Linked DNA regions of Mus musculus: region 2 is linked to region 1. The links are chromatin loops, found by intact Hi-C in ENCODE. Cell type or tissue: left cerebral cortex. All regions are shown on one strand. Links, peaks and the distances in the headings refer to the core of each region. The heading gives the core; the rest is flanking DNA.

The links. A loop is a pair of places that touch in the nucleus more often than their neighbours do. Peaks named below come from ENCODE experiments on the same cell type or tissue, not always from the same donor. Only the 100,000 strongest peaks of a DNase experiment are listed, where the experiment ranks them.
Region 2: a loop joins it to region 1, with 2.0 times the contacts of the local background. A loop is called at or near these places in 15 of 42 quality-filtered maps.

The regions. Positions count from the first base shown.
Region 1 is chr10:127,022,084-127,037,892 of GRCm38, reverse strand. It overlaps Tsfm (Ts translation elongation factor, mitochondrial), which reads left to right and starts at 7,079. Exons shown (of 6, transcript NM_025537.3): 1 at 7,079-7,149; 2 at 7,257-7,430; 3 at 8,211-8,339; 4 at 9,406-9,528; 5 at 12,870-12,957; 6 at 14,967-15,561. The coding sequence starts at 7,096. The coding sequence ends at 15,373. It overlaps Eef1akmt3 (EEF1A lysine methyltransferase 3), which reads left to right. Exons shown (of 3, transcript NM_001205036.1): 3 at 4,579-4,988. The coding sequence ends at 4,988. In left cerebral cortex, for the core only: CTCF peaks have their summits at 6,988 (motif pointing right) and 8,033 (motif pointing left); DNase peaks (open chromatin) are centred at 7,032 and 7,314; H3K4me3 peaks cover 1,136 bases; H3K27ac peaks cover 532 bases.
Region 2 is chr10:126,973,796-126,989,604 of GRCm38, reverse strand. It overlaps Ctdsp2 (CTD (carboxy-terminal domain, RNA polymerase II, polypeptide A) small phosphatase 2), which reads right to left and starts at 10,888. Exons shown (of 8, transcript NM_001113470.1): 1 at 10,304-10,888. The coding sequence starts at 10,367. It overlaps Gm40798 (a long non-coding RNA gene), which reads left to right and starts at 12,085. Exons shown (of 2, transcript XR_872169.3): 1 at 12,085-13,027; 2 at 14,770-15,161. In left cerebral cortex, for the core only: CTCF peaks have their summits at 6,520, 6,721 and 10,792; DNase peaks (open chromatin) are centred at 9,623, 10,116, 10,735, 11,054 and 12 more places; H3K4me3 peaks cover 5,818 bases; H3K27ac peaks cover 5,919 bases.

The DNA.
Region 1 (15,809 bases), core at 3,847-11,846:
ACTCCCATCTCCTTGAAATGTCCTTTGCTTTCTGGGCCAGCACGCATCTGGCTTCCACACACCACGGGTACACTTTTACATCATTTTGTTGACGCCCTTTTGTCCTTACAAGGGAAACCCCGAGCACCCCAGAGCTCAGCAGCGGACTTTTGACCCCTTGTTTTTTTCTGTCTATTCTCCCTCCTGAGAAGTCACATCACTTTGTAGCTTCGCATGTCCTTTTTATGGAAAGGACCGAGATCCTCTCATTTCTGCATCCAGGTGTTTGCGTAGCCTAGCCTACTCAGCATCTTCATGCGACCGTTTGACATCTCACACTTTGCTCACAAATGAGATCATGCTCACATTTCCAAGCCTGCCTCTCCCAAAGCCCTCTTCATTTACATAATGGGCATTTGGGCCTGAGTTAGGCCAAATGTTCAAAAACTATCCTTAATCAAAATCTCCCCTCGCTGGGCGTGGTGGTGCACGCCTTTAATCCCAGCACTCGGGAGGCAGAGGCAGGCGGGTTTCTGAGTTCGAGGCCAGCCTGGTCTACAGAGTGAGTTCCAGGACAGCCAGGGCTACACAGAGAAACCCTGTCTCAAAAAAAACAAAAACAAACAAACAAACAAAAAAAGCCTCCCCCCCTTTTCTTTGTGTGAGGGAGGAGAATTGGTTTATTGATCTTGATGATGTGTGCAGAATATGTTAAGGATTTGATTACTTCTTAGTCACTGTCATTACTTGAGTTCTAACCAACATCATCTCTGCCCTGACCAATCTCCCTGGATCTGTCCTGCCTTCTGCAGGTTTGGGTTTTGTTTTGTTTTAAAAGATGTTTTTATTAATTTTTATGTGTGTGTGTGTGCTCTGCCTGCATGTATGTACCACATGCTGTCCTGGTGCCTGAAGAAGTCAGAATAGGGACTGGAGCCCCGATAACTAGAGTTACAGATGTTTGTAAGCCACCATGTGGGTGCTGGGAACCCCTCTGCATCCTCTGCAGCGAGCTCTTAACTGCTGAGCCATCTCTCTAGCCCCCTTGTTTGTGAGCATGTGTCATAATTAAAGCACATTTCATTTTATTTTATTTATTTACTATTAGATTTCCTTGTTTTTGTATTTTATGTATTCGGGTACTTTGTATGTGAATCTGCACACCAAAAGACAGCATCCGACAGTTGTGAGCCGCCATGTGGGTGCTGGGAATTGAACTCAGGACCTTCGGAAGAGCAGTGAGTGCTCTTATCCACTGAGCCTGTTTTTTTAAATCACAGCAATCCAAGTGTAATCCTTCCTCTGAAACCTCCCCTCTATCTTCCCACGAATCCTAGGATCCTGCCCCTCCGTCTCCCTGTCCTAGCTCCTGTTGCTGTTTGTCTGACTGCTCTTCACACTGCGGGGCACAGTCCGGCCTCGAGGTCTCTGTGCCTGCTGATCTGTGTTTGGCAGACTTTAGCCAGGCCAAGCCACGTGGTTTGCTCCAGCACTGCCTTCAGGTCTTTTCCAAACAAAATCTGCTTAGTGAGGATCTCCCAAGCATCCCACTGAAAGTGTGCTCCTGGTCTTTCCCCGCTCGGTCCCTCACGGTAGCACACGTTGCTATTTGACGGACCGTGTGTCTTTTTGCAAGGCTTAATGTAACCCTGGTGGACCTTCAACTCCTGATGTTCTTGCTTCTGCCTCCCAAGGGCTGGGATTACAGATGTGAACCACCGGACCCTGTTTGTTTGTGCTTTGTTGACTGTGTGTCTTGCCATGTAGCCCCAGATGGTCCAGAACTCACGGTCCTCCTGCCTCAGCTCCTCAGGTTCTATGAGTACAGGCAGCTACACCATGCCTGGATATTTCATTTCTTTTGGTCCTCTCTTCATCTCCTGCCACTGTTCCTTCTCCTCCTCCCTCCTCTTCTCCCTCCCCCTCCTCTTTCTCCTCTTCCTCCTCCTCCTCTCCCTCCCCCTCCTCTTTCTCCTCTTCTTCTTCCCCCTCTTTCTCCTCCTCTTCTTTTCTAATTAAAAAGAAATGAAATGTGTAGCCAGGCAGTGGTGGCACAGGCCTTTATTTGTCACAGCACACATGTGAGGTCAAAAGAACATTTTGTGGGAGTCAGTTCTCTCCCTCCACCATATAGGACTCGGAGATAAAAAGCGGATTGTCGGGCTTGGTGAGCACCTGTATCCACTGAGCCAGTGTCCCATCCCCCTTCATTTGGAACAGGGTGTCATGTCGTCTAGGCTTGCCTCAAATTATGTAGCCAAGGATGACCCTGAATCTCCGATCTGGCTGTCTGTTCCTCTCTGGGGTTGGGATTATAGGTACGCACCATCACTTCCAGTCTGAAAAATTATTTACAATTATTTGGTGGATTCAAACCCAGGTCCTTACATATTATACCAACTGAGTTACAACCCCAGCCTCTTCCCTTTTAAAATTTTATTTTCCTTTAAAACATTTTTTTTTGTTTTTGTTTTTGTTTTGTTTTGTTTTTTGTTTTTTTGAGACAGGGTTTCTCTGTGTAGCCCTGGCTGTTCTAGAACTCATTCTGTAGACCAGGCTGAAAACATTTTAAAAAGAATTTATTTTATGTATATGAGTACACTGTTGCTGTCTCCAGACACACCAGAAGAGGGCATCAGATCTCATTACAGATGGTTGTGAGCCACAATGTGGTTGCTGGGAATTGAACTCAGGACCTCTGGAAGAGCAGACAGTGCTCTTAACCACGGAGTCATCTCTCCAGCCCCCTAAAACATTATTTTTATTATTTTAGATTATGTGTATGCCTGCATAGGTTTGTACACATAAGGGCAGGTGCCCTCAGAAGCCAGAGTCATCACATCCCCTGGAGTTGTAGATCAGACCACTGGAAGCAACTTGATATAGATGCTGGGAACCAAACTTGGATCCCCTGGAGGAGTAGCAAGTGCTTAGTCACTGAGCCATTTATCTCTCCAGCTATCCTCTATTTTACTTAGTTAGGGTCTTGCCTGGTCTCTAATTGTTGCTTGTCCTGGCTCTGCCCTAGTGCTAAAACCTCCTTTCTGTGCTCTTCTTGGCAAAAAAATGTACAACCTGGGCCATGGAGATGATCCAGCAGATCAGAAGCCCCAAAAGGTCGAGAGAGAGACCTGACTGTAAGCTGTACTTCCATCACCGCGCACACACTATGCTACTTGCATGCAAAAAAGAAGTAAATGTAAAATAATGTTTAAATGTACAACTTAACTCTAAATTGAATGGCCTTTACTCTTGCAAAAAATGTCAAGGTCAAGAAGTACAAAGACAGCCGACAAACCATTGCCACCACCACATTGGCCTATTCTGTAAACTCCGAAAGTGTGGATTCTCCCCTGTCTTGTTCACTGATGTGTTCTAGACACCTGGCATAAGAACTGAAGATGATGATGATGAAGAATAAGTTACCTCTTAGCACTTCTGCTTTCTTTATCATCAATCATGCCTCTAATTAGTTACCTTTTTTTTTTTTTTTTTTTTGGTTTTTCGAGACAGGGTTTCTCTGTGTAGCCCTGGCTGTCCTGGAACTCACTTTGTAGACCAGGCTGGCTCTGCCTGCCCCTGCCTCCCAAGTGCAGGGATTAAAGGCGTGCGCCACCACCGCCCAGCTGATTAGTTACTTTTGTTACTACTTTTGCAGCTGTTTCCAAGTCTGGAATAAACTTTCTGGAGGCTGCTGTTTTGTTCTGCCTTCGGTTGTATCCCTCGAGTTTAGCAAGCACTCAGTACACAGTTGTTGTGAGAGTGAAGTGTTCTGAAATGCTGATCTCATTGTCTTTAGCCCTGATCTTACTCTTAAAACCTGTTTCTCCAACTGGCAATATAGCATGCCTAGCACGAGACCACACTCCATCAAGCCTGACTCTCTCTTAGCATGCAATGGCCCTCCGTTTGGCTCTTGACATTCTTTCAATTTCTACATCTTCTAGCTCAGCGGTTCTCAACCCTCCTAATGCACGGTGACCCTTTATCCAGTTCCTCTTGTTGTGGGGACCCCCAACCATAAAGTTATTTTCACCGCTACTTCATAACTGTAATTTTGCCACTGTTATGAAATGTAACTGTAGATACCTATGTTTTCCGATTGGGGGTGGGTTTCACGACCCACAGATTGAAAACCTCTGCTCTAGAGTCTAGCCTCCCTTAAACTATGCCTTGCCCTTTGCCTGCCAGGCACTTGTGTTCCCCATTCTTTGCTCAGAAAGGCGCACCTGACCAATGTGTGCTTGTCCTTTCGGACTCAGCTGAGGTCACGTCTCCTGGGTTTGTGTGGGTAGGGGTGCATAGCTCACCCCCCCCCCCCCCCCCGCTTGGTCTTGCTCAGGCTTTTGCTGACATCTGATTGTTGTGTGTTGAGCAGAAGGGTTGAAGATTAGCTCGGAGAGAATGTTGATGTTGTAGAATGTAGAGTAATGAGAGTGGCTGGCGTGGCTGGCACTGAGGTTAGGGCAACTAAAAGCCAAAGTATGGACTTCGGGTCATGGAGACACGAGACCTTAGGGTCTCTGACCCTCCAGGCAGGAGTCAGGAGCCCTGTCTTGGTCCCTCTGACTTGCATTTTCCCTCCCCACTCTCCCTCAGGGGGGGATGTTACCATCACTGATTTGCCAGTGGCACTAGAGCAAATCCAGGATAACGTCCACGCCAATGTGCCACCCGGAGGCCGGGCTCGGGTGTGCGCCTTGTCCTGGGGAATTGACCAGCATGTCTTTCCTGGAAACTATGACTTGGTGCTGGGGGCGGATATCGTGTACCTGGAACCTACCTTCCCGCTACTGTTGGGGACTCTCCGACACCTGTGTGGGCCCCACGGCACCATCTACCTGGCCTCCAAGATGAGAGCAGAACACGGGGCAGAGACCTTCTTTCGGCGCCTCCTGCCCCAGCACTTCCACCTGGAGCTGGCCCAGCGGGATGAGGATGTGAATGTCAACATCTATAGGGCCAGGCACAGGGAGGTGGCACCTGCCGGACAGCACCCCTTCTGTTGACCTAACTCTTGTCTCAGTGGAGGAATGGCATCCCTCCAGAGCCGCGAACACCAAGAGGAAAGAAAAGGATGGATCCCCCCCCCCAGTCCCCGTCTCCCATCCCCCACCCCATCCCCGTCTCCCCCCCCCCCCTTTCTTCCTTCCCTCTTCCCTTCGGTTCCCTTAACTACTCTTGGGAAGATGCAGAAGGGTGGCTGCTTGTTAGGAATGGCAGAACCCCAGGAGCTTTGAGTTTAAAGCCTAAAGAAAGCACCCAACACTTGCCTTCAGAGGAAGGCGATCAGGATAGTTAGGACTAAATGGCATGAACAGTCCCTGCAGAGAGATCACCACTTACACTTCTTTACATAGCATGGACTCTTTAAAACTCTTTGACTTTTTGTTTTTGTTTTTGTTTTTTTTTTTTTGGTTTTGCAAGACAGGGTTTCTCTGTGTAGCCCTGGCTGTCCTGGAACTCACTCTGTAGACCAGGCTGGCCTCGAACTCAGAAATCCGCCTGCCTCTGCCTCCCAAGTGCTGGAATTAAAGGCGTGCACCACCACTTCGTGCATCTTTGCCATTTTTTTTAAAGATTTATTTTATTAATATATGTAAGTACACTGTAGCTGCCTTCAGACACTCCAGAAGAGGGAGTCAGATCTTGTTGTGGATGGTTGTGAGCCACCATGTGTTTGCTGGGATTTGAACTCTGGACCTTCGGAAGAGCAGTCGGGTGCTCTTACCCACTGAGCCATCTCACCAGCCCATCTTTGCCATTTTTAAAGGGAAAAACAGGCATTAATTATCTCTCCTGTATCTCTAAACATTGCCAGAAAGCTGGATGCCAAGATACTCCAGAATGTCTGTCTCTTGCTTGTTGAAATAAGAGTCTCAATAGGGGGAGTCTTCCTAGACCTGAGCCCCAGGAGGAGAATCAGAGATGTCCCGTTGGTCTGTAGCTTCTTCATCCTTTGCAAAGCTCAAGACCTGATCACAGGCATCATGTGATCACATTCTGGATTGGGTTCGAGGTTCTTCTAATCTCTAGTTCTTCCTTCCACGTCAGGTTTTCCTTCTTGTTTTGCCTTCGGTTCTTGTCTCTCCCTCTCTGCAGCAGTCTGGCTCTTTTTTTACTTAGCCTTTCGGCACACAACCATCTTTGATGTGTCTGCCACTGTTCTCTTAACCTAGATGCCACGCCTCAAGCTCTTGCCATCTTCCAAAACCTGCTCTAATTAGCTTCTACTGTCAGAACAAACGTCTTTGCTTGGTACTCAGGCCACACACACCTGCTCCTAAACTACTTTGTATCTCATTTCCTACTCTGCTTCTTTTGCACTTTTAGCTAAAGTGTCTTAACGCTTTGTTCCCTAACTCTATGGGCATTCCCTGGCCTCTCCACTTTTCCGATGATCCCTTCCAGGAAGGGCCATTGCTCTCTGTCTACACTTATGCTTTGCTTCTGGAATCAAAAAAAGAAAAAAGAAAAAGAAAAATAAGAAGAAACCACTCCTTTTCCCGAGCTTTCTGTTTGGATGTGGTTTCCTTGACTGGAGATCTTTTAACTGGTTAGGGACCTTATATTGCCTTACCCGATTCTTATTTCCTCAGACCAATAGATGCATTGGAGGGTAGAGCTATGATTTATGCATCACCGATCCCCTGAAACTAGCAACAGCTCCGGGCACACATATGTTCAGTAGATATTTTACTAATTCAGCAATTATTTATTGGGTTTGTTGAAGGAACTCTGCTTCTCCAGGTGACCTTGGGCAATTTCCTGAGCCCACCCTACTTACCTGCCGTGTGTGTGTGTGTGTGTGTGTGTGTGTGTGTGTGTGTGTGTGTGTGTGTGTGTCCGGACTCATAAATGGATAATGAATATAAAAGTACATTGGAAATAAAGAAACAAAGTGTCACCTACATGTCTTGTGTTGTTATTTCGCAGCAACTTTACCGCTAAGTCTTTTGTGAAATATTTTAATGAATTTAAAAGAAGCGGGCACATCCCTCCTGCCAGCAGGTGGCAGCATCCTCGCGCCACGCGTTCTGGGAGGCGTTTTGGCTCTCGCGCCACGCCGTAGGCCGGCGTCCCGTCTGTGCGCCGATGGGCGGGAGGGCCAGAGGGATGTCGCTTCTGCGGTCGCTGCGCTTCTTCCCGGTCGCGTGCACCGGCCGCTCGGTGAGCGCGCGCGCCCTTCCCTTCTCCCGACCCTGGCCCCGCGGATGGTGCTCCCCCTCCTCCCGTTCTGCTCCGGGAGCTCATCCCTTTCTCCTTACTCTCCCCAGGCGAGGGCTGTCCTGCTCCAGCCGTCCCAGCCATGGCTCACGTTTCACGCCGGCCCCTCGCTGTCCTCTGCTGCCTCCAGCAAGGAGCTCCTTATGAAACTGCGGCGGAAAACCGGCTACTCCTTTGTCAACTGCAAGAAGGCTCTGGAGACTTGTGGCGGTGACCTCAAGCAGGTGGGAGGAGGTGCTGCGAGATTTGGTGCTACGGCTCCACCCCATTCTTTCCTTCCGGGGGTCACTCTGCGGAGCATAGACATGACCTGCTGCTGCCCAGTGTCCTGTGCGACAGAACTGGCCAAAGAGGAAAATTTGGCTTAAACGAGAGCTTTACCCTTCGACTGCGTTTTCACTGGAAGCAGTTAACCTAGAAACTTAACTTGCTGAATTCCATGTTCCTTATGGCTATGAGATTTGCTGCTGCCTGGAGATCGGTGTTTGTATAAATTTAGGAGTTAGACTCCAGAGGCTCTCACACCCGCTCAAACTCTGGAGATCGCAATGAATCCTTTCGTGTTGTCAGCGTTGTCTGTATAATGAAAACACTACCATCTATCCTATAGTGGGGTTGTAAAGATTAAAAGTAGAGAAGCAACAGCGACTACAGCGCTTGGTGTAAAGCATTTAGTAGTTTCTCTTATAGAATGTGGGTGTGCAGAAAAAGTCATATGGGGGCTGGAGAGATGGCTCAGCGGTTAAGAGCACTGGCTGCTCTTCCAGAGGTCCTGAGTTCAATTCCCAGCAACCACATAGTGGCTCACAACCATCTGCAGTGGGGTCTGATGCCCTCTTCTGGTGTGTCTGAAGACAGATACAGTGTACTCATACATAAGATAAATAAATCATTAAAGAAAAAGAAATTATAAAAAGTCATATATGGTTTGGACATATTTTAAAGTACCTTTCATTTCTAGTTCCTGTGACTGACTTTCCCCTCTGTTTCTTTTGCATTTGTAGGCAGAGGACTGGCTGCACAAACAGGCCCAGAAGGAAGGATGGAGCAAAGCCGCCAAGCTCCACGGGAGGAAGACTAAAGAAGGCTTGATTGGACTTCTGCAGGAGGGAAACACAGCTGTTTTAGTAGAGGTGCGTTGTTGGGATGCCACATACTAGAAACAGCTGTATCTTGGAGAGTACGATCTGTGGTGGACCCTTTGCATGCTTAAGGAATCTGTAAGCGGTGGCTCGAGTGAAGTCCCCAAGGCCTCCGTTATGTGACGGGATTAAGAATGTAAATGCAGGGCTTGAGAGATGGCACAGTGGTTAAGAGCACTGACTACCCTTCCTGAGGTCCTGAGTTCAATTCCCAGCAACCACATGGTGGCTCACAACCATCTGCAATGGAGTCTGATGCCCTCCTCTAGTGTGTCTGAAGACAGCTACAGTGTTCTCATATATAATAAGTAAATATTAAAGGTAAAAAAAAAAAAGAATATAAATGTCTTGATGGGAATTGTCCTAGCAACCTAGATCATTTATTCTAAATGTTAGACTTAAAATGTTAGACTGTAAGTGGTGGACTTAGAAACTAGTAGCAGGGTGCGGCAGCTCTCGCCTGTGTTCACTCCATACTTGGGAGGCCGGAGGATTACTGTGAGTTTGAGGGCAGCTAGGCTACAAGCTGGAATCCTGGCCTTTACTCTTAAACAAAACAAAACAAAAAACACGGTAAGAAAGTTGGTAATTATAGTAATGTATTACTCGGTGTATTGATGACTAGTAAGTAGCAGGCTTAGAGGAGTCTGTGGGGTCAAGGCGTGTAAAAAACAGATAAAGCTACAAGAAAGGAACAACATAAACAAATGTGGTTTGGGAGATGAACATGGTAGTTTGTGGGTGTAATTCTAGTGCACGGGAGGTAGAGGCCAGAAGGTCAGCTCAGGGTCGTCCTGGTCTACCTAACGAGTTCAAGGCCAGCCTGAGACACTTTCACAAACAGTAGGTGAAGTGGCCATGGTGCGAGTCCCTCAGGGTGTTCTGGAATCCTGCTGGGTATGCAGGCCTCGGCTGACTAGTTCCCTGGCTTCTGCCACCCCGGAACTGTGGGCCTGCAGCTTGTTCCGTCAATACCTTGGACAGGTCTCCAACCTTAAGGCACTTTTAGAAACTATTAGTAAACAGCTTATACAGCAATATCCATGCATTCCCACAGGTAAACTGTGAGACAGATTTTGTCTCCAGAAATTTAAAATTTCAACAGTTGGTCCAGCAAGTAGCCCTGGGAACCATGGCACACTGTCAGAACCTGACGGATCGGCTCTCCACGTACAGTAAGGTGAGCGTGAGGGTCGGCTCCAGCTTGCTGAGTTTTTGTCTTCCACATTTTAGGGTCTGTTCTTTTTCTTTTTTTACCTTTTTGGGGTGAGTGATTGAGGATTGAACCCAGGAACTTGGGCAGACTGTTCTACCAATGAACTGCGCTTCTCTTTTTGGGTGGGGAAGGAGTTGAGACAGGGTTTCTCTGTGTAGCTCTGATTGTCCTGGAACTCACTCAGACAGGCTGGTCTCTGCCTCCTGAGTGCCACCTTCTTTTTTGAGACAGGATCTCTCTAGGCCTGGCTTCTCTGGGACAAGGCTGGCCTCACACTCACAGAGATCTTCCTGCCTCTGCCTCTTGAACTCTGGAATTAGAGAGATGAGCTATTAGACCTGGCTTCCATCATTTTTTGGGATAGGGGTTCTCAATGAACCTGGAGCTCACCCCTTGAGCCAGACTGGTTAGTAATGGATTTCAGAAAGACCACTGCCACCTCACTGCTAGATTACAGATGCATGCCGTCTTTTTATGTGGGTGTTGGGGATGCAGCTCATGCTGTCCGATGTGATGACCCTGAGGGAATACTTCCCAGAAGAACTTCCCTCAGCCATGTTGACCTCTCAGTCCCAGCTAGATAGCATTGATCGTCCCTGTAAAGCAAAGCTTTCGGTCAGTGGTCCTGACTCTTGTTTATCATAAGCTGATTGATTATTCATAGCCCTAGCTGATCAGAAACCACAGATTCACAATTCAAAATATCACATGAATGATAGACTTAAAGGAACTCTCAAAGAAAAGAGAGAGAGGGACAGATGGGCAGGCAAAACAAGCTACACAGTGAGACCCTGTCTCAGAAGAACAAAAGAAATGGACTGGAGAGACGGCTTAACAATTAAGAGCACTGACTGCTCTTCCAGAGGTCCTGAGTTTAATTCCAGGAACCACATTGTGGCTCACAACCATCTGTAATAGGGTCTGATGCCCTCTTCAGGCATGTCTGAAGACAGCCACAGTGTACTCAAAAACATAAAGTAAATAATTCTTTCTTTTATTTTTTTTTATTAGATATTTTCTTCATTTACATTTCAAATGCTATCCTGAAAGTCCCCTATACCCGCCTCCACTCTCCTACCCACCCACTCCCACTTCTTGGCCCTGGCAAGTAAATAATTCTTTAAAAAACAAAAACAAAACATACAGAGACGTATCAAAGCTGAATTAGACAATATACAAATAATGAATTAAATACATTGGCATTATTTTGGTGGACCTGGTTGCCCATGCCTTTAATCCCAGCACTCAGGAGGCAGAGGCAGGTGGATCTCTTGAGTTTGAGGCTAGCCTGGTCTACAGAATGAGTTCTAGGGCAGCCTGGGCTACACAGAGAAAGCCTGTCTTAATCAACCAACAAACAAAAGGATAAGAGACGTCTTGTTGCTTTAGGAAAACATCTCTATCACATCATAGCACTGGTGTGTGCGTGTGTGTGTGTGTGTGTGTGTGTGTGTGTGTGTGTGTGTATGGGTGCGCATGAAGGTCAGAGGATAACTTGCAGGAGTCGGTTCTGTGACAGCTCAGGGCATCCTGTTGGGCAGCACATGTCCCTACCACTGCACTGCCTCGCTGGCTCCCTCTGACTCCCTTTCAAATGTCATTATTTTTATTATATAAACTTTATATTTATTTATTTGTATGCATATGGGTGCCCATAAAGGTTACAAGAGGAGCTGGAGTTACAGGTGGCTGTGAGCCGCCATGTGGGTGCTGGGGACTGAACGTAGGTCCTCAGAAGAGCAGCCATGTGCTCTTAACCTCTGAGTTCTCTCTCAGTCTTGACTCCCATTCTCCTCCTTTTTTAACGTGTGTAGTGCAGCATGTGTGTGCACTCTCGAAGGCCAGGAAGGGCACTGGGTCTCTTGGAGCTGGAACCAGAGTCCTCTAGAAGAGCAGCTGGTGATCGTAACCACATGGCCATTGCTCTAGCCCCCAACCCCCCTGCTAACTATTTCTGTAGATGAGCAGGCTCATCATATTATCGTCTTAAGTCATTTCTTGTTACAACACTATAATGTACATTTGTGTCAGGTACTGATGGTGACATGTAGACTTGCTTTCACTTGTCCTGTGTCACGAAACAGTCTATAGCAGTGTCTCACACAGACTTGGCCAGTCTTGACCACACTGTAGCCTTGGTTGGCTATGAGCTTCAAATCCTTTTGCCTCCACCTCCCAAGTGCTGGGATTAAGGCTTGTTCTACCACATTCACTACCGTGTTCACAGTCATGTTCACTACCATGTTCACTATCGTGTTCTAGTATGTTCACTGCTATGTTCTACCATGTTCACTGTCATGTTCTAGCATGTTCACTAACATGTTCCATTATGTTCACTACCATGTTCTACCATGTTCACTATCATGTTCTAGCATGTTCACTAACATGTTCCATTATGTTCACTACCAAGTTCTACCATGTTCACTGTCATGTTCACTACCGTGTTCTACCATGTTCACTGTCCTTTGTCTTTCTAGCTGCATGGTATTAAGTTGTACGATGTGCCAAGGATTATTCAGCCAGTCTCCTGTGTTTGGGCATTTGGCAATTGTCAAACTTTAATGATTAGAAATAATTATTCTCCTAATAAAGACTTGTATATGGATGTACACAGATTATTTTTTTAAAAAGAAATAATTATTTAGTGGATAATCTTATGTATGTGTGCTTTTAAAGAATTCCCACTTTTGTATCTTTGCAAGTTCATCAGCAGCAGGTTACAGTGATGCATGTCTGTAATCCCAGCACTCAAGAGGCAGAGGCAGGAGGATTTCCAGGACTTTGAGGTTACCTTGGGCTGCATGGTTTTTCCAAGTCTTACAGGATTGCAGAATGTGACCCTGACCCCAAAAACAGTACCGGAAAGGGAAATGCATCGTCCAATTCCCAGCCCTAGAACTGCAGAGCCAAAGGCCACGTGCACAAACAAGCTCTGCTCGGCCCCTTCCTTCTCGTGTGCTTCATCATGCCTTCCTGGAAACTGCACAAGTCCTCTGCTGTTGATATTTTATGATTGTGTAAAAATCCGGCTCCTGTTTCTAGGAAATCCTAAGAAGGTAGGGCTAGAAGATGAGCGTCTAATAGAATTGGTGTGTGTGTGTCTGTGTCTGTGTGTGTGTGCAGTAGTAGAGTAAGATATTTATAAGCGTGACAATGTTACCAATTTTTAACATCCTGGCTTAGTGGAAGTTTCATCTATTTATAGATGGTCGTCTTAAGTGTTTTCCCAGGTCTCAGCTCTTTCTGCCTGTTGTTAGGGTGATTTCAGCCGTCAGAGCCAGCTCACACTTGTCTCCTGTATGTAGGGCTTTCTCAACTCCTCTGAGCTTTCTGAACTTGCAGCTGGGCCCGACAGGGAAGGCTCTCTCAAGGATCAGTTGGCCCTAGCGATTGGTGAGTATCTGTGAGGGCTCTGGAAAGTTATGATTGGGTTTTCCTGGTATCTTTGGCATTCCTCCACGTCTCATTCAGTAACCGAGATGTCAGCTCCAGAGTGGAGGCAGGGAGAAGAAGCAAATGCGATGGAAACATGTCATACGCATATGCGAAACTCTCAACAAGTAACTAAAAAGAGAATTACAAGCTCATGTGCTGCTAAGGGCAGGACTATGGGAGTATGGGTTGGCCTTTCTAGGGAGCGGTAGACACCACAAAGAACCAAAAGAGGTACCATATTGAGGGAACTGGAGTTCTGGTACAGTCAGAATCCTGAATTCCTTAAAGGAATTTAGATATAAATCTAAACTACCTCTCATGGTTTTTAATGGCTTACAACTAGTTAAAATTATCTCATCACTGTGCCAACTATAAACAAAGGCAGAGAGGAGATGGCTCTTCATCCTCCAGCTGACCATTGTGTGTGTTTTAGGGAAAATCTCACTAAAGGTGGAGAAGAAAACTTAAGGGCTGGGTGACAGCTCATTTAAGAGCCTTGGCTGTTCTTCCAGAGGGCAGTGGTTTGATTCCTAGCGTCAGCTTGGACTAGTGAACATCTCTAACAGTAGTTCCAAGGGATTCTGGCTTCCAAGGGCGCTGCATGTGTGTGGCTCACAGAGCGTTAGGGTTAGGGTTAGGGCAGTCGAAACACCCTACACATAAAATAAAAATACTTTTGGGGGGGTGGGGAGGGTGTTTTATTTTTTAAAGACTGGGTTTCACTGTGTAGCTCTGGCTGTTCTGGAACTCTGTGGACCAGGCCAACCTTGAACTCACAGAGACCCGTCTGCCTCTGCCTCTCTGCCTCTTTGTGCTGGGAGAAAAGGCATTCGCCACTCACCCTTACCCACTGCCTAACAATCTTTCCCCTTTAAAGAAAATGGAAGATCGTCTGTTTTAGGGACTTGATAGTGAGTTTAAGAAGGTGCGTGTCTTTAGAAGCCACGTTCCAGTCACTATGGGGCTGTCCTGAGGGAGGGAGAAAGCAGGCTGGCTTGCAGTTGCTGGGGATTGTCTGTGGTCTGCAGTTTCTAGTCAAGGCGTAGTTGTTTTCACATGGTAATCTCTGGTTCTGTCTTGTGAGTCACAGAGAGAGCAGCCAAGCCAATGGCTGTGTGCAGAACTCTCGGAAGGAATGGCACTTCTGGATCTTCCCCTGAATGGCCTCTAGCTGTAACTGTGGCTAACCTGTATCTTCCGGAGTCCCTGCTGTTGGCCTCACATCCCTAGCTCATCTTGGTTTATTCAGGTTTCTCAGGAAGGGGATCCTGGGCAAACAAGAGAAACTTGAATCAGTTTCTAGTTTTGAGAATGTCACAGAATCTTTGCACCTCTGAAGAGTGGTAGTTGGGACTGTGGGGTGCCTGGGTTTGGATTTCCTGCAGCTTTTGGTTACAGACCTTTTCCAGTTGTGTCAGTGGTGGGTGTGTTTCCAGAGTGATTTGGTGATGGGGTGGGAGTTGGAGTCAGCTTTGAGTTGTGACTCCCACTCTGCTAGTATTGCCCTGTGGGTCATTTGGATCTCTCAGCCTGAGTTTAGTGTGATGAATAGCCGGGTTCTGAGTGCCCGCTCTGCATGACACACTGCAATGCATGCTCCTTGCCTGCGCCACCTTCTTTATTTCTCCCAGTAACCCTGAAAGGTGGGTCATATCAACTCCATTGAATAGAGGGGGAAACCAAGGCTTGGTAGTTGATAAATGCCCCAGTTCCCAGAACCAGGGAAGACAGAACCATGAATTTGGCAGCCAGCCTGAGTGACAGCCAGCCTGTTTTAGCTAGAGTACTCTCAGAGGGGCTCTGCTCCTCTCCCTCCTCCTTAAACACAGGCCGAGGCTGGTGTCTTCCCATCACGGTGCAGATAGACTGACTGCACGGACAGAAAGGTCACCATCCACAGCTCACGTGGGTGCCGCCATAGTCACCTCAATCCAGTGGTGTTGTTTCTTGTTTATGCTCTTTTGTAGGTAAACTGGGAGAGAACATGATTCTTAAGCGAGCTGCCTGGGTGAAGGTGCCCTCTGGGTTCTATGTCGGCTCTTATGTGCACGGAGTGACGCAGAGCCCCTCCCTCCAGAACCTGGTGCTGGGGAAGTACGGGGCCCTGGTCATCTGTGAGACTCCCGAGCAGATCGCAAACCTGGAGGAGGTTGGCCGCCGCTTGGGGCAGCACGTGGTGGGCATGGCCCCTCTCTCTGTGGGCTCCCTGGACGATGAGCCTGGGGGGGAGACGGAGACCAGGATGCTGCCCCAGCCGTACCTCCTGGATCCTTCCATTACACTGGGGCAGTACGTGCAGCCCCAGGGCGTGACTGTAGTGGACTTCGTGCGCTTCGAATGTGGAGAAGACGAACAGGTGGCCGAGGCTGAATAGGTTTTTGGCCTAAGTGGAAATATTTAATTTTTATATCTGGATTTCCTTATAAAAAGTTATTTTCTAAACCTCTTCAACCCTCAAATTTGTTTTTTTTTTTTCCTTTTTAGTTTAAAATGAAGATATATAATCATGGGTAAAGTTATTAAATGGTGATGTAATAAAGAATTTTTCTCATTTGTATAGTGCTTAATGTGTGAGTGTGTGTGTGTTTGTGTGTGAGTGCACACATGCCAGGCTTTGTATAGTAAGCACTTTTACCCAATCTCTCCAGTCCCCAGCCTATACCAGTCTATTATATAATTCTGGAAGTTTCTAACACACTGTCTTGTTCCTGTGACAAAGATCTCCACTCTGTGTTGACTCTGTGACATTTTGGACCATGTATCTTCCCTGGAACTACCTAGCAGTATTTCCTGTCATCTGGATTTCATGC
Region 2 (15,809 bases), core at 3,064-11,063, 48 kb after region 1:
CTGTCTCTCCTCCTGCATGTGGATTCCAAGGTTAAAGCTGGGTTGTCAGGACTGCAGAACAGCATTTTTACCCCTGAACCACCTTGCTGGCCCCTGTGGCGCCGCTTCCAGTCTTGGCCACATGTAAAGAACCAAGATTTCTTTGGGCATTTTGTGCTGAAGAAATCTGCCACAGCCTTCTCAAGACCAAATTCAACGCTCAGTGGTGGTGGATCCTTAGAAAGGACCCTCCAAGCCAGGCGTGGTGGCGCACGCCTTTAATCCCAGCACTCAGGAGGCAGAGGCAGGCGGGTTTCTGAGTTCGAGGCCAGCCTGGTCTACAAAGTGAGTTCCAGGACAGCCAGGGCTACACAGAGAGACCCTGTCTCGACCCCCCCCCCCCAAAAGGAAAGGACCCTCCAGACTCCTAATCATCTCTTCAGAAACCAGAAGGAAGGGGCTGTTCCCGCCCCACCCACTGGCCCCCACTAACTTCTCCCCTCAGGGGCTCGGGGCAGATGCAGAGACAAAGCTCCAAGGCCAAAGCTTCTCCTTTGGTTTTTGTTTTCTTCTTGCACAAACCACAATTGGAGGCACAGTCTTTCTTAGAAGACCACACAACCCAGGCCGTTCCTCAAGAGAGGCCAGGCCCGGTGTGGTCAACGTCACAGTGACAGCTCTGTGAGGATAAGGAATCCTGGAGCAGCTGGCTGGGGCCAAGGAGAGGCCTTGCCTGTGTCCACTGCAGGAGGCCCAACAGGCACAAGTTCCCAGACCAATGCAAAAATCCTGAACTGTAGGGGTGAGGGGCTTCTCCAAGGCACAGTGTGTCCATCAACCTCTGTATCTCAGGAGATCAAAACTGCCCTGACCTTGAGTGCAGCTCTGAAGGAAACACCCCACACCCAGGACCTCAAGTCATCCCCCCACCTCAGGCCCCACCTCACAGCAACCTTGATGCAGGCTGCTTTCTCTACTTTTTCAAACACTACTCCTGAGGGGCACCAGGGCTGGATTCAGCTTCTCCCACCATGGCTGTTTCCCTGCAGGGCCAACAACAGCCTCACCAATTCCATTCCACAGCCTTTGGCCTATGTATGACAGGTGCTAACAACTTTACCAACGAGTGCTGCAGGGCCTCTCGGCTTGCCACTCCTGCAGAGCTAGGTCCTGGGGAGCCTCCAGTCTCATGCCACAGTCCCCAAATGAGGGCAGGAGGGAGGGAGGCCCTGCAGGAGCTGAGTGGTGCTAGACACTTGCTTTCAGGGCCTCACCAACCCTCAAGGGGAACTCATTTGTAGGTCCTGCCTCCCATTTTGCTGGGGGGCGGGGGGAGAAACAGGCAGACAGGCTAATCAGCCCACTGGGGCCATGCAGTGTATGAAAGCAGAGTGAGAATTTGAATCCAGAGCCAAGGCTTGTGGGCATTCACCAACAGTGTCTAGACAGCTCCACACACTGGTCTGTCTGTCTCTGCCTCTTTTGATTTATTTATGTGAGCACACACACTCTCTCTTCAGACAGAAGGCTGTGAGCCACCATGTGGTTGCTGGGAATTGAACTCAGGAACTCTGGAAGAGCAGTCAGAGCTCTTAGCCTCTTCTAGGAAACAGTTGCTCTACTTCCCTCCAGGATGAGCCTCACCCCCATCCCCCCTCCGGATTCTTAGGCAGACCAGAGAGGTGCAGAAGGCAGCAAGGACACTCCCTCCCAAAACCTTGTGTCAAAAGCCTTGGGATGGATGGATGGCTCTGCACTGCATCCCTGCCCCCACCCCACTCCCCTCCAGCAATTCCTTCCTGGGTAGCTAAGCCTTCCTTTCCTGTCTGCGAAGCACCTGCTCCTGTCCCAAGCCTCTTCACGTGCAACAGGCCAGTTCTAAGTAGAAGAAGGGGCTGGGGACTGAAGACTGGAAGCCAGGACCCTCCCAACACCCCTCCAACTCAAGGCTGGGGCTGCTAGGGTTCCTCACAAGGTAGATTATGGACACAGGTCTCCCTCCACTTGGTACTGTCTGGGCTGGAGGCCAGGCTCTGCTGGATTCAACCATGAAGCCTTAGTTTCCTCATCTGAAACTTGGGTTAATAGCAGGACCTCACTCAGGATAAACAAAACATGTGAGTGAGATCCAGGGTAGCCTCTAAGACTAAAAGCTACACTAACTGGCAACAACTTGGGCCTCATTCCAGGAGAGCAACAGAGAACTAGGGGCCCTCACTTCCTCATGTGTGGTTGAAATTCGGGGTCAGATGAGGGATGTGTGCCTGGGAGAACCCTCCCCCAACTCCCCATCCACCATACCTTGCCTTCCCACTCTCAGCCTCGATGGACAGTGCTGGGATACGACAAGACGAGCATCACCTGATGCTAACACCGCCCTCTCCCCTAGGCACCCCCACAGCAGTAATTCCCTATAGAAACCTGTGCCTGTAAAAAGATGAAGCCTGGCCTTACCAGGATGGCATTATTTTTAACCTTCTGAAGGTCAGGTTTAGTTGTCACAGTTGCCAACAACACAGTTATGTATCCTGGTAAAGGAATTCCTCACAGGAAATCCGCACAGCGCCGGAAAGGCAGAAGGCAACTCCTTGAGCTATGGGATTTTCAGAAGACCATTCACATACAAGGATACTTTTCTGGTTCACTCCCTTCAACATCCGAGCTTCCCCTCAGCTCCCATCCTACCACAGCACAGGGCAGGGCTGCTCTCACTATAAAATGGCCTCTCTGAGCGGCCTCCCTCCCCTGTGCTATTGGAGGAAGGAGAGTATTTGGAGCATTTCCGGCCCTTCTTGGCCAGTTGCCTGGGCCCTGCAGCCAAGGCACATCTGACTGGGGCTCCCTGTGGAGAGGAGTCCTCCCTGTGGAGAGGAGTCCTCCCAGGTTGTCAGCAGCAGCATCTGTGCCTTGGCTACAGACAGGCACTCAAGTGCCAGGCTGATGGAAGGGCTCCTTGGACCAGTAGGTAAGTGGGCAAAGAGACAAGAGGGCAGGAGATGCCTAGACAAGGCAGGCCCCAGGCAGAGCAGCAGTGGATGGTGGCCTCTCACGCACAGAGGCCAGCTACTAATGCGCTCTCTTCTGCCAACAAGGCAGGCAGGGCAGAAGTATGTGTGAATCCAACGGCTTTTCATGGGCTGGGTTGTTTTAGGCAGGCTGCGTCACAGGATTTGGCTTACATCAGCACGGCTTGGGCCTCTGGTAGTCCTGCATCGACAGCTCCTCTCATCTTTGTGTGTATTTGAGGCAGCCATCTCCATGTAACTCACACCAGCTTCACACTCCTGCCTCAGCCTCATGAGGCGTATATAGGGACGGTGGGTTTATGCCACCATGCCTCATAGTCCTGCCCCTGGCCCAGCCCTCTCAGGGTCTCAGGCCTGAATTTTAAGAAGTTTCCCTTAATTATTTGAAAATAATAGCAATAAATATTTAAAGGTGCGATGCAATGGGGGTCTCCAGGAGCAGCAGGTTCTGGAGTGGCAGGGACTAACCTGAGAAATGTTAGGGGCACAGGGCTGGATAGTGCAGGGGAGACACTGTCGGGGACTGGATACCAGTCATGTTAGTGCTCCTTCCTCCCGAGGAGGAGCTGAGCGGGCTCATGGGAGGGGCACTAAGGGAACCCTGGCAAGTCGGTCTGGGACATCATCTTGATGGACATTCAGGGCTGGTCTGGGATCTCTGTCCCAACCTTTCGAATGCTTGGGCTTCACAGAGAACCAAGAAGAATCCAGGGCAAGGAGGCACAGGAGGCACAGGAGGCCAGAGCTGGGGAGTGTTACCCAGATGCCACTGGCTCCAAGGGCGAGTCGCAGGGCTGTGGGTCAGATCTCCATCAGCAAGTAAACAAGTAAATAATCTGCCCGCGTGATGGCGCTCGCCTTTAATCCCAGCACTCGGGAGGCAGAGGCAGGCGGATTTCTGAGTTCCAGGCCAGCCTGGTCTACAAAGTGAGTTCCAGGCCAGCCAAGGCTATACAGAAAAACCCTGTCTCAGGCCTCCCCCCCCCCCCAAAAAAAAAAAAGAATCTGGCTTTGGCACAAATACTAAATACAAATACTAAATGTGGCAAGAACCTCAGTCTTTCCATCTGTAAAATGGTAAAAGAATGACTATCTCAGAGAGTGAGGCTTTAGAGTGTCCTGGCCTGATGAGGCTCCCTGTCGGCTGCTAGGCACTAGGCTCAGGACACTTTGACACTCTAAAGTCAGCTTCAATCTCAGAATGCCCACTGTGACACCAGCTGAGACTTCTTATTTCAGGAGGCCATATACCCCAGCCAACCGTGGGCCAGGGCCTTTTCTGGGACCACACAAAACTCATTATGTCCCTCTGTCTCTGAGGCTGGCCAACCTGCTCCCTCCTCAGGATCTGGCCTCTTCAATCATGTGCTGCCCACTTCCAAGCCCTCTGCTCCTCCCCAACCTCCACCAACCAACGAGAGCAGCCTCTGAGCTACCTGGATCTTGCACAGACCTAGGGCAGCGGGTGAAGCAGCAGGTAGGGTGGGCAAGGGTGGGCTCCACAGCTCACGCAAGCTTCTGCTCTCAGCACCTTGCCCACGTGAGCGCTCTGTGAATCCTGGCTGGGACTCGGTGAACAAGAACAATTACTCTATCCACTCACTCAGAAAACTCAAGGCTCCCCTGGATCTTGAGCCACAGGCTGCCTAATGAAAGTGACTCTGGACCCTGAGGGAATGCTCTGCTCAGGGCTGAACAGGCAGTTGGCTTCTCTGCGGTGCTTCCTGGCTCCTCTCCCAGGACACCTGTCAGAATCTGGGGAGCACTTGGAACACACGTGCCTGGCCCACCTGCCAGGTTCTGAGTCAGTGGGTCCCAGGTGTGCGGGTGGGGGAGGGGGCTTTATTTTTAGTAAGTGTCACAAGGGATTCTGATGTGTGTCCTTGGCTGAGAGCCAGAGAATTTTAACCAACCCCTTTCAGAATTAGAATGTGATTCCTCTGGGCCCCAGAAACCTCCCTCTCCAGCAGATCTGATGATGGCCTGGTACTGTTGGCCTGAGTCTGGTTTGCCTCACTTGTCCCAAAACAAAGACAAAACAAGACCCTAGTCAAGAGACCTGGGCTGGCTGTCCTTCCTTTCAGTGTCATGAAGGAGAGGCCTCCTCCTCCTGCTGTGTAGAGATGGAATGCTTTGTCCCTTCCCATAATCTGTGTCACACAGCCTTTTTCTCACTGGAGTGGGAGCCATGCTTGCTCCCTGGGAACAGTGCATGTGACTTAGAGCAAATTCATCAGGATGGGAGTCGGTCAGGGTTCCAAGAGGCTGACAAGGAGGCCCTCCCTCGATCCAGCATTGAGCAGCAGGCAGGAGCAGCTCAAGGTCTGTCTGTCTGTCTGTCTCAAAGTACACCACCACAAGGGGGAGGGGGGAAGTGTGTGTGTGTGTGTCTGTGTACACACACACACACACACACACACACACACACACACAGAACTTGACTATGAGAGACACAGACAAGACAGAATGAGAATGTGTGTGTTTTTACGTTGAGGTTCACTCAGATCAGGCGCAAGGCTAGCAGTAGAAAAGCTAACCAATAAGAAGAGAGCACACACTCCTGCCCAGAGCCAGGCTGTGGGGTCCACAGGAACCAGGCTCCCGTGAGTGAAGGGCTGGGTGCTGCACTCACAGGGAACTTGTTCTTATCTCTGATCCTGAGTGCTCCATTTCAAACAAGTCCACTTTCCTCCTTCTAATTCCTACCAGTTTCCTCATAAGATCTGCATGGAACATGTTTATTTGTAGATCTGCACAGATCATGTTCATTTGTAGATCTGCACAGATCATGTTCATTTGTAGATCTGCACGGAACATGTTCATCTACAGCCCAGCTGGCTACACGTAGGCTTTCAGTGCGTGAGAGATGTAAAGAGCCAAATCCTCACCAAGCTGCTTCTCAGTCACTTCAAGCTTGCGACAGGATGAAAAGCAGTCAAGGTTCTCACCGTGCTCGCCACTCAGACCAGAGCCACCTCTCCACAAGCTCCCGTTCTCCTCGTGCTCGCCACTCAGACCAGAGCCACCTCTCCACAAGCTCCCGTTCTCCTCGTCACCAAAAGCACCTAGAACATAATCCACCGAGAGCACAGACTCCAACCAAGCCAAACAGTGGCAGTCACTGTCACATATACAACGGCCAGTTCCCTCTCCAAGACACCAACTGCTTCCAAGGTTTAAGCTGCACTTCAGAGACTTCCATGAGGCCCAGGGCTGTAAGATGCCCCATCCCTGTCACACACACAGGCACAAGCAGCCGCAACTGTCTGTAGGAAGGCTGTGGAAGGTGCAGAGGATCATCTTTCACACCAATGTGGTGACTGGGGGCGCCTGCTCTTAGTAGTAAACCCATCCGACAGACAGCGTATCCAAGGGACAGGAAGGAGGAGGACAGAACACCAGCCAAGCTGCATTTAGGAATGAATCTGAAGCAATCAATGTGGAGCAACCAACACTGGATCAACAATAACAAACATTTAACAACTGGTGACCCCACTTCTTCACCAACCCCAGGATAAAATATCCCAAGATGGAAATAAAAGACAACACTCAACACTTCTCAAAGCTGAGGGGGACGCTGTGCCCAACTATGTATGTCAGTGAGTGTATGTGTGCACACTCACACAGCCACTTATGCGCACACGTTCTCTCCATCTCATACTTCTCACAGCCTGTTGTTAGAAGTGTCCCTCTAGTGTTCCTTTCTTAGTACATCTCACTAAAAGACTGACCGGAGAGGCCTCCAGAGCCAGCTGTCACCCTGTTTAACTTCCTACCTTCTCTGGCTTGGAGGAAGGACTCGGGCCTCCCCCACACCTCCACGATTCCCCATGCCTGCGATCCCCAGGGACTTTTCACCCCTCTCTCAAGCGTGGCTTCTTTAAAGTGCCCCAAGTCAGCTGCCGAGCCTCCGGCTCTGCACACTTACTGACCGTGGTAGAGCAAAAGCCCTACCCCAGGCTCTCGGTGTGGAGCAATTCTGGCTTACATGGTCTCAGTGGCCACTCAGCCTGATCCCAGGATGGGGGATAAATCCAGAAGGAGCAGGACTGAGTGCAGGCTGGCCTAGGAGGCCCTACCCACCCACCACCAATACTCCTTTCACAGCTTTTCCTGTTAAAGGCTTAGCTGCAGCTACAGGGAGCTTGGACTCTCAAGGGGAAGGTCAGGACTTCTGCCTTCTGTGGGGAGCAAGAAGAAAAACTTGTCATTGAGAGGCTGGGGAGATGGCTCAGAGGTTTAGAGCACTGGCTGTCCTTCCAGAGGACCTGAGTTCAAGTCCCAGACCCCATGGTGGGTCACAAGCATCTGACTCCAAACTCAGGGAACCAGATGCCCTCTTCTGACCTCTGTGGGCACCAGGCACCCATGCGGTGCACAGACATACACGGAGGCAAAACACCTATACACAAAATATAAATCTAACAAAACCGTTGCATGTTTTAGTGACAGCCTCCTCAGTGAAGAATCCCCAGTGTAACTAGACATCAGACCCTGCCCAGTTCCAGATGTGAGACAAGGAGTCCAAAGCTTAGGCCTCCTTCCAAAAGCAGGCATCGAATTTTGCCCATTACAGATCATTTCTGACTCCCCCCAAAGTCCTGATAGGTCACTGGAGGCCCCGCCCCTACCTCACTTTGGGCTGCCAAAGGCAGCCTTGTTTCCTTTACTTTCCCCATCTGAGCCCAGAGCTGGGCACAGCCTCCTAGTAACTGGGTGACACCCTTACACCAGGCCGCAGTAAGTACCCATTCCTGCCAAGTGGTTACTTTTATTTTTGATGTGATACATACATGGCCAGCTTCTTGCTGTACCAGGGAGCCATTTCTCCTGTCTGCCTGGAGAGTTGATCTAATTTTGCTGCTTTTATTATCAATGACTTCAGCAACTTTGTCCTACCTCCCTGACTGTAATTACTTTTGAATCATCAACACACCAGGCAGCCTTAACACTCAGAGAACAGAATGCTAAAAATAAATAAATAGTCAACATAAAAAAATCTGCACTGGTAAACAACTTCACTGAGAAAACACCGAAGCTAGAGGCAACCTGTTTCTTTCCAGAAATCAACTCATTAATAAACTGCTTCACACTCCTCCTCTTCTGCTCTTCCAAAGGTAGACAGGAGTTGGGGATGGGAGATGGTGAGAGGGGAGGGGTGGGAATTCCTAAACGAGTGTTAAGATGCAGGTTCTGTTTGTAAATGATGTCCAACTCAGCTAGTTGGCATGGTTGCTGGGTGCCAAGCTGCTCAGAAGCAAGCACGCCTTCCCAGAGAATGCAATTGAAGAAAAGGGGAGGGGGGAGAGACACCAAGAGGCTGCTGGCTGGAGAATTCAGATTCCTCCAGGGAGAAATGTGAAGGACAAACTACACACAAAAAAGAAAACAAAACTGTAACTCCAAGAAAACTCAACCAGCAACCTGACACGGTCAGGAGCCAGCTGCTCTGCTCTCCGCTGCCTGTCACTCATCCTGCCGGATTAAACTTCAGCTCTGATTTGCTCAGTGCAGCTACAGCACAGTCCCGAGTCTTCTTATCCCGATGTGGCCCGCCACCCTCAAGACACCTAGGAGACCCTGCAGGGCGCACAGGTGGGAAGGAGGCACACGCCATGCCGGCTTCTTGTCACTACCCCCTCCTCTTATGTCCTTTCCCATCCTGAAGCGTGGGTCCTATTCCTGGGATGAGGCTGCAACGGGAACTGAACCCTGGCAGTAACTGATAAACACAGGCAGCCTCCCTTTGCGGCGCTCAGCACTGCTGAGAGGCCAGCAGGAGAGGAGGTGAACTTGCTGCGCCGCCGATCTCACAGCTGGGTCAGTGATGCAGTTAGAACAGGGGACCCTGGCAAAGAGGAGGGGCAGGCAGGGCTTCGGCTCTCCTCAGTGCAGTCTGCTTCAGAAGGCCAAGAAACACGCACCGCTCCCCTTCCCCCAACCTAACAAGGAATTCCAGAGAGCCTGGGACACCAGCCCAGCTGCTCTGCCCCTAGGCTAAGGCAAGTTGGGTAGACTCCTTGGGAAGTGAACCCCAGGAAAAAGTGACCTGCTGCTTAGTATTAGTAGGGGATGACTACACCCAGGCCCCACAGCTGGCCTCCTTCCAGGCTCTAGGTCTCAGTCTACTCAATTGTGGCACGGGCCTTTTATGCCCCTCCGGAATAGAAAGAAAGGGCTGCAGCGCCTGAGATCTGGTTCCAAGAGCGTGCTCGCCTCTCAGCCTCTGAGCCAAGTGGCCACAGTCCTGGGAGTTCTCTAGAAAAAGAAAAAGGAGGGAGGGGGGCAACACTAGTCCTTACTCTGGGCGGAAATTTCTACCAGCTATCTTGAACACAATGCTCAAGGCCAGATGAACATAGGGGAGAGGAGAGTTTCAGGGGACCCCACTGTGATCAAACCGAGCAATCCCATTTTCCCAGCCCCAATCTCCTCCCCGCCCCCGCGGGAGGCTGAGGCCTCCGCTTCGCTCCCCAAGCACACCCCAGATAGGGCCTGCCTGCGGACGTCCCTGTTTGCTTCAATCCGACGACCTCCCCCTGCAATCGGGGTGGGGGGTCGCGAGCCTCTGCCCACAGACAAACTCGCACTTTTTCGCTGCGCGATTCAGAAACACGCTGGGTCTGATGCCATCCGGCGAATTATGTAACCAGGGACACCGCTCCCGGGCTAAACAAACGCGGCTGTGTCTGTGCAGCGGCGGCCCCGGGGGAGCGCACGGGGCAGGGAGGGGCTCCGGCCGGGCCTCGGGTCCGGCTTGTTTGCTCCGCCGAGCCGCGAAGAGAGTCCCGCGCCCGGCAGTGACCGCGGCCCTCCCCCCTCCCCCACCACCGCCCCCGCCTCGGGCCGGTGAACTTCGTCCCGAGTCCCCGCGCCGCCACCGCCGAGCTCCCGGGCATCCCGGTCCTGCGTGAAAACTCCGGTCCCGGTGGCGTTCCAGCTCGGGACCCCTCGTACCCTCCCCAGAGCCCCGGGGCAGGCGCGCAGCGGTGGTGGGTGGGGGAGGAGTGACCACTCCATCTCCGCGGCTCGGGTGGGGGCGGCGCGGGTGGCCTGGCGCGACGCGCGCCCTCCCGAGCCTCTGACTGCCCCCGGGGGGGGAGGGGTGGCCGGACGGGTGACAGCTGCGCGGATGACACCCTCCCGCCCGGCGCTGGCAGCCGGGGCCTCGCTCAGCCCCCACCGGGGTCCGAGAGCCCGACGGGTGCGCGAGGACCGACGGACCCCGGGTCCAGCCGGATCCTCCGCCCCCTCCCCGTTCGGGGGCGACACAAAGTTTTGGGAAGTTGCGCCCCTACCTTGCTTGGTGAGCACCAGGGCGTCTTCCCTCCGCGCCTGGGTGATGATGGAGCCGTGTTCCATCTAACAATCCCGCGGGCCCGGGCTGGCTGGGCGGGAGGACGCGCGGGCGGGCGCGCAGGCGGGCTGGGCTGGGGGGCCTGGGCGGGGGCCCGTCGGGCTCCGGCTCCCGAGACTCCGACTCCCGCAGCTGTTCACATCCCCCTCGCGTTTCCTCCCCGGGCCGGGAAGGGAGGCGGCCTGCACAGAGGGCGGGCGGGCCAGGCGGCGGCTTCCCCGGTGCCCCCAGCCCCGATCCCCCGGTGGCAGCTCCGGGCTCCTCAGTTTGGGTCCAACATGGAGAATCCGGAGCGAAAACAAGAGGAGGAAATGGGACACGGGGCGGTTTCCAGGCTCCCCCCTCCCCTCCGTACTCCAGATAAACAACCCGCGGCTGCAGCGCCCACCCCCGCGCTCCTCCCAGATCTTGGGCCGGCCTCTTCGCCGCCTGCCGGCGCGTTCCGCTCCAGGCCAGCGTCCTAGGCCCCGGGACCCTCCTCCGGCGAGCAGCGGGGGCCGCGGACCCTGCAGAGGTTTGCTATTTTCTTACGGAAAAAGCGAATCCCCGAGGGGGGTGGGGTGGCGGGCGGGCAGGCTGGCGGGGGAGACTTGAAACCGCTCCGGCACTCCGATTGGCCCGCTCGCAGAAAGGGGGCGTGGCCCCTCCTTACTATGCGGTGCAAGGACCCAACAACATTCCAGTCGCCACGGCCACGCCCCCGGGCCACTCCCCGCTTGCTGGGCTGCGGCCTCCTGGTCCTCTCGGCCACACCCCCTTCCCAACTACTTAAAAAGGCCACTCCAACGCTCCGCTTTCCGTGCTCGGTGCTGGGGTGTTTGTGTTTCCGACGCTTTACTCCAAGAAGGCTCAATGGTTCCGCCCTACGAAACCTGGGGAAAAATGGAGAAGCCAGATTGGGTTCGAGGCAGTTACGGTATTTCCTGCTTAGAGCCCAGTGCCTTATATAAGAATACCGCTGATATGTACCTGGGAAGGAGTGTGTAGGGGGCGGAACCGAGACTCCAGAGTGTGAGGAATGGAACTGACCTCTGGAAATGACACCTTATGTATTAAGGCCACCTTAGGTGCCAGCCCCTCCCACTCAGGCATCTACCCTATCCTCCCAGTCCAGCTCCCCCTCCCACCCCCAACTCCCATCTCATGGTTCCATCCTCAGTTTGAGGAGGATAGAGGTGCTTAGTGGACCCAGAAAGCTCTCCCTCATTTTTTAGGCCCAGGCTCAGGTTTGAACTCCCAAACTTAAGGTTTCTCAGGAAGGGTTTCTCCACTTGTCTGCTAGGAGTAGCAGCTCCAAAGAAGCAGTTTTAACTCTGTATCGGGTTGTTGTAAAAATTGTATGCTGTATATGCACCCCATTGCACCTGAAGGAGGTCTCTTCTATCCTTCCACAGTGGGCTCTGGGAATCAAACTCGGCTTTCCTGGGAAGCGCTCTTACTGGCTAAACCATCCCATTGACCCATTTCAAATGCTTTTTGGTGATGGATGAGTTACTATGATTCAAGGCCATAGTTCCTGGGGAATGGGGGGTGGGGGGCACCTGGTGGCTTTCCTACTGCAGTCCTCATAGCTAGACATTTGTGTCTCTTCATCTTGTCCAAGTAGGTCATAACCTACAAGGCACTATCATCATATGTATATATCCTATGTTCCTTACAAGTGCGAATGTTTCTACACACACACACACTGCTCTTTTTTCCCCTTTTTTCCCCCTTTTCTTTCTTCTTTTTTTTTTTTTTTTTTTTTTTTACATAACACCATTTTAATGAAAATGCTGTTTTTCTAAAATGAATGTGACTGTTAGAGAGGATCTGAATGATGCTTATGTAACCTCAAACCCTGAGTCTGGGTAGATTCTAATTCATTAAAGGAAAGGAAGCCGGGGGAGTTCTGACATATTTGCCTCCCACCTTTAAAACAATGGGATCTGTAAGGACTGTCTCAGCCGGTTGCTAAGGGACCTTGTTGGACTTTGACCCTGTGCTCCAGCTAGGCGGTTCCCTGCCAAGGCCTGCTCTCTTGTCCGTTGGATGACACTTCTCTCCTGTTCATTTCCTCTTCCATAGATAGTTTCTCCCCTGTAATATTTATAAAGTACTTCCATATATATTATTACCTGGCCTGTTTAATTTTTCATGTTATGGTTAGCAGAATAGATATGCTCATCTTCGAGAGGAAGAAACATGGTCTGGAAAGGGTTAATCGAGATTCATCTGAGGTCCCAGCTGATGAAGCAGCAGCAGCAGTGGGGAAACTGAGGCAGGCCTGTCATGATTTCGGGTCCTTCTACACACCTTCTCTAGGAACTCTCTGACGATTTAAAAGGCCCCTGGAGGCTAGGAATTGTGCTGTTCATTATTGGATCTCGTGTCTCGTGTATAACTAGACAGAATGAGAGGACCTTGTCTGTTTGTCCAGCACATGGTGACTCCGTGTCTCGGTGTCCTCTGTGCAGGGTACAGTGGCTCGTGCCCGAGACAACAGAGTTAAATGCATGTTGCATCTCACCCTTGGGTGTGCACACAGTCAGATACGTTCCCTTGCCTGTGCTCTCGTCTGCTTCTCTGGCTTTGGTGTCTTAAAGTCGGGCGTTGCCACACAGCTCATGGTACCCTGAACTACATCGATCCTCCTGCCTCAGCCCCCTGAGTCCTGGGATGACAGGTATGTCTTCATCATGGCTTCTACTTCCTTTTTCTTTCTTTCTTTCTTTTTTCTTTTTCGGTTTTTCCGAGACAGGGTTTCTCTGTGTAGCCCTGGCTGTCCTGGAACTCACTTTGTAGACCAGGCTGGCCTCAAACTCAGAAATCTGCCTGCCTCTGCCTCTGCTGGGATTAAAGGCGCTTGCCACCACACCTAGCCTACTTCCTTTTTCAAGGCATTCTCTAAATGATGTCATCACCCATCTCTCCTATGTGCAGAGAGCTCTGGACATCTCTGAACCACGCAGAGCAGGGGGTCCTCAGGCTTGAAGCCAAGGAAAGTTTGTGTGCACACACTCAGAGGAACCCAAAGGGGGAAAAAGACAGGGTGTGAACAAACAAGAATGAGATGGAGTGCGGAGAGAGGAGGAGGGAAGGCCTCTGTGAGGCCAGTCAGGACTCTTCTTCCTGTGGAGTTTAGGCAGCCTCACTCGATCCCCAAGCCCAGACAGAGAAAGTTTGGGAATCCTTCTTCTATATATCTCCACTCTAGAAAGCTCTGTAAGGTTTCAGTAATGGGGCTCTTTTCTAAGGTAGGGTGGTAAAAGAGAGGTGGGAGGCAAGGCCATTCTGACTTTTATTTAACAGACTTATAAATAATCTCCTGCCTGCAAATTCTGGGCCAGATGCCCAGGGTATAGCTTTAACTTGGCCCAAGAATGACAAGTCGGGGCTGGAGAGATGGCTCGGCAGTTAGGAGCACTTGCTCTTGTAGAAGCCCGGGATTTGATTCCCAGCACACATGCATGGATGGTTGGTTCATAACCACCCCTAACTCCAGCTCCAGGGATTTAGGCTAAGCGTGCACGCACGCACACACACACACACACACACACACACACACACACACACGTGTAGTTTTTTTAAGTGACGAGTAGAGCCCATCCCTTTAGCCTGTTGACTCTCCCCAGGTTACTCGCCTGCTCCATTCTCTGTCCCTGACTCTCTAACTGGCAGGTTGAGAGGCATCTTGGAAACAGCAGCACTTCCCCCAATACTGGAGCAAAGGGATGGGGGCACTCACCCAGAGTGGCTGCCTTGTCTTCTGTGGAAATTGAGGTCATATGGAGGTCCCTGGGCCAACCCTGAGCCAAGGGAAACAGAAATGGGCAGAGTTGGAAGAGCTTCCCCTGGACCAATGTGCTTACCATGTCCCATATAGAGCAAGCACAAGGCAGACCAACAGATACCTGTCATGGTCCTCTCTGAAGTCATGGAAATGTTTGTTTGTATACAAGTGCTTTGTCTGCATGTATGCCTGAACACCATAAGAGAGTATTGGATCGTGAGCTGCCGTGTAGTTGCTGGGAATTGAATTCAGGACCTCTGGAAGCCATCTTTGCAGCCCAGAAATGTTATATTTAAAAAAAAGAAAAAAAAAAAGATTTCCGATAGGATCTCATATATTCCAGGTTGTCCTCCAAATCACAAGGGTAGCCCAAGATGATCTTGAATGCCTTGAGTTCGTGTGTGTGTGTGTGTGTGTGTGTGTGTGTGTGTGTATGTGTTCCTTTTGATTGAGTGTGCATCGTACGTGTGCTTGGGGAAGCCGGAAGGTCAATATCAGATGTCTTTCTCAATCACCTTATTGTCTGAGACAGGGTCTTGCATTGGACCTGGCCAGGCTGTGCAGTTGCTGCAAGGGGTCAGCCTGCCTTTCTTCCCCTTCTCCCTCCAGCACAATACTTGATCCAACTTTTACAGGAACTGTGAGATGAGAACCTAGGCCCTCACACTTAGCTGCTGAGCCGTCTCCCCAGCCATGGACGTCCCTGACTCTTCTGCTTCCATCCCTGGAATTCTGGGGTTCCAGATGTGGTACCAACACATCCAGTTTATGTGGGGCTGGGGATTACACAAACCCAGGGCTTTGGGCATGTGAGGGAAACAGTCTCCCAGCTGGCCCACATTCTAGTCCTGTCTTTGTTATTATTTTATTAATGTATTGTTTGGTTTTTGAGACAGAGTCTTACTGTAGCCTGACTGACCTTAACCTCACAGAGATCTGTTGAGGTTTGTTCTGTGGCTGTGTTGTAATGCTGAGTTCTGTATCGGAAGGTCTTCTTGCCTATCAGTAAATTCTCGCATTTACCAGCTTTTGTTGTACAAACTGTGTCTTTTTTTTTTTTTTTTAGATTTATTTATTTATTATAAGTACACTGTAGCTGTCTTCAGACACACCAGAAGAGGGAGTCAGATCTCATTAGGGATGGTTGTGATTTGAACTCAGGACCTTTGGAAGAGCAGTTGGGCGCTCTTACCTGCTGAGCCATCTCATCAGCCCAACCGTGTCTTTAATTTAAAACTATTGGTTGAATAAAAATGGTACAGCCAATTACTGGAGGGATTAGAGGTGGACAGGTTTTGAGTTACCTTGTTGGGGAAAGCAGAGAGGAGGGGGGGGGTGGGAGAACAGGAAGAGGAGAAGGAGGAGGAGTGGGAGAGAGAAGGAAGCTATCTCCAGAGGAGATGGGCCATGAGCACATGGCCAGGAGAAACAGGGAGTATCTGGGGGTACACCGCTGAGGAGGTAGCCAGACCAGCAGTTAGAAAAATAAATTAGGGGTGACCCCCAGTAACTGTCAAAGCCAAACAAAATAACCATAGTCTGAGTTTTATTCATTTGTAAGCTAGACAGGGATAAGTTTAAATTGGTTCAACTACAGAGATCTACCCGCCTCTGCCTCCTAGTTCCGGGGTTAAAAGTGTGTCGCCAGGACTGGCTGTTGTTAGTATTTTAACAA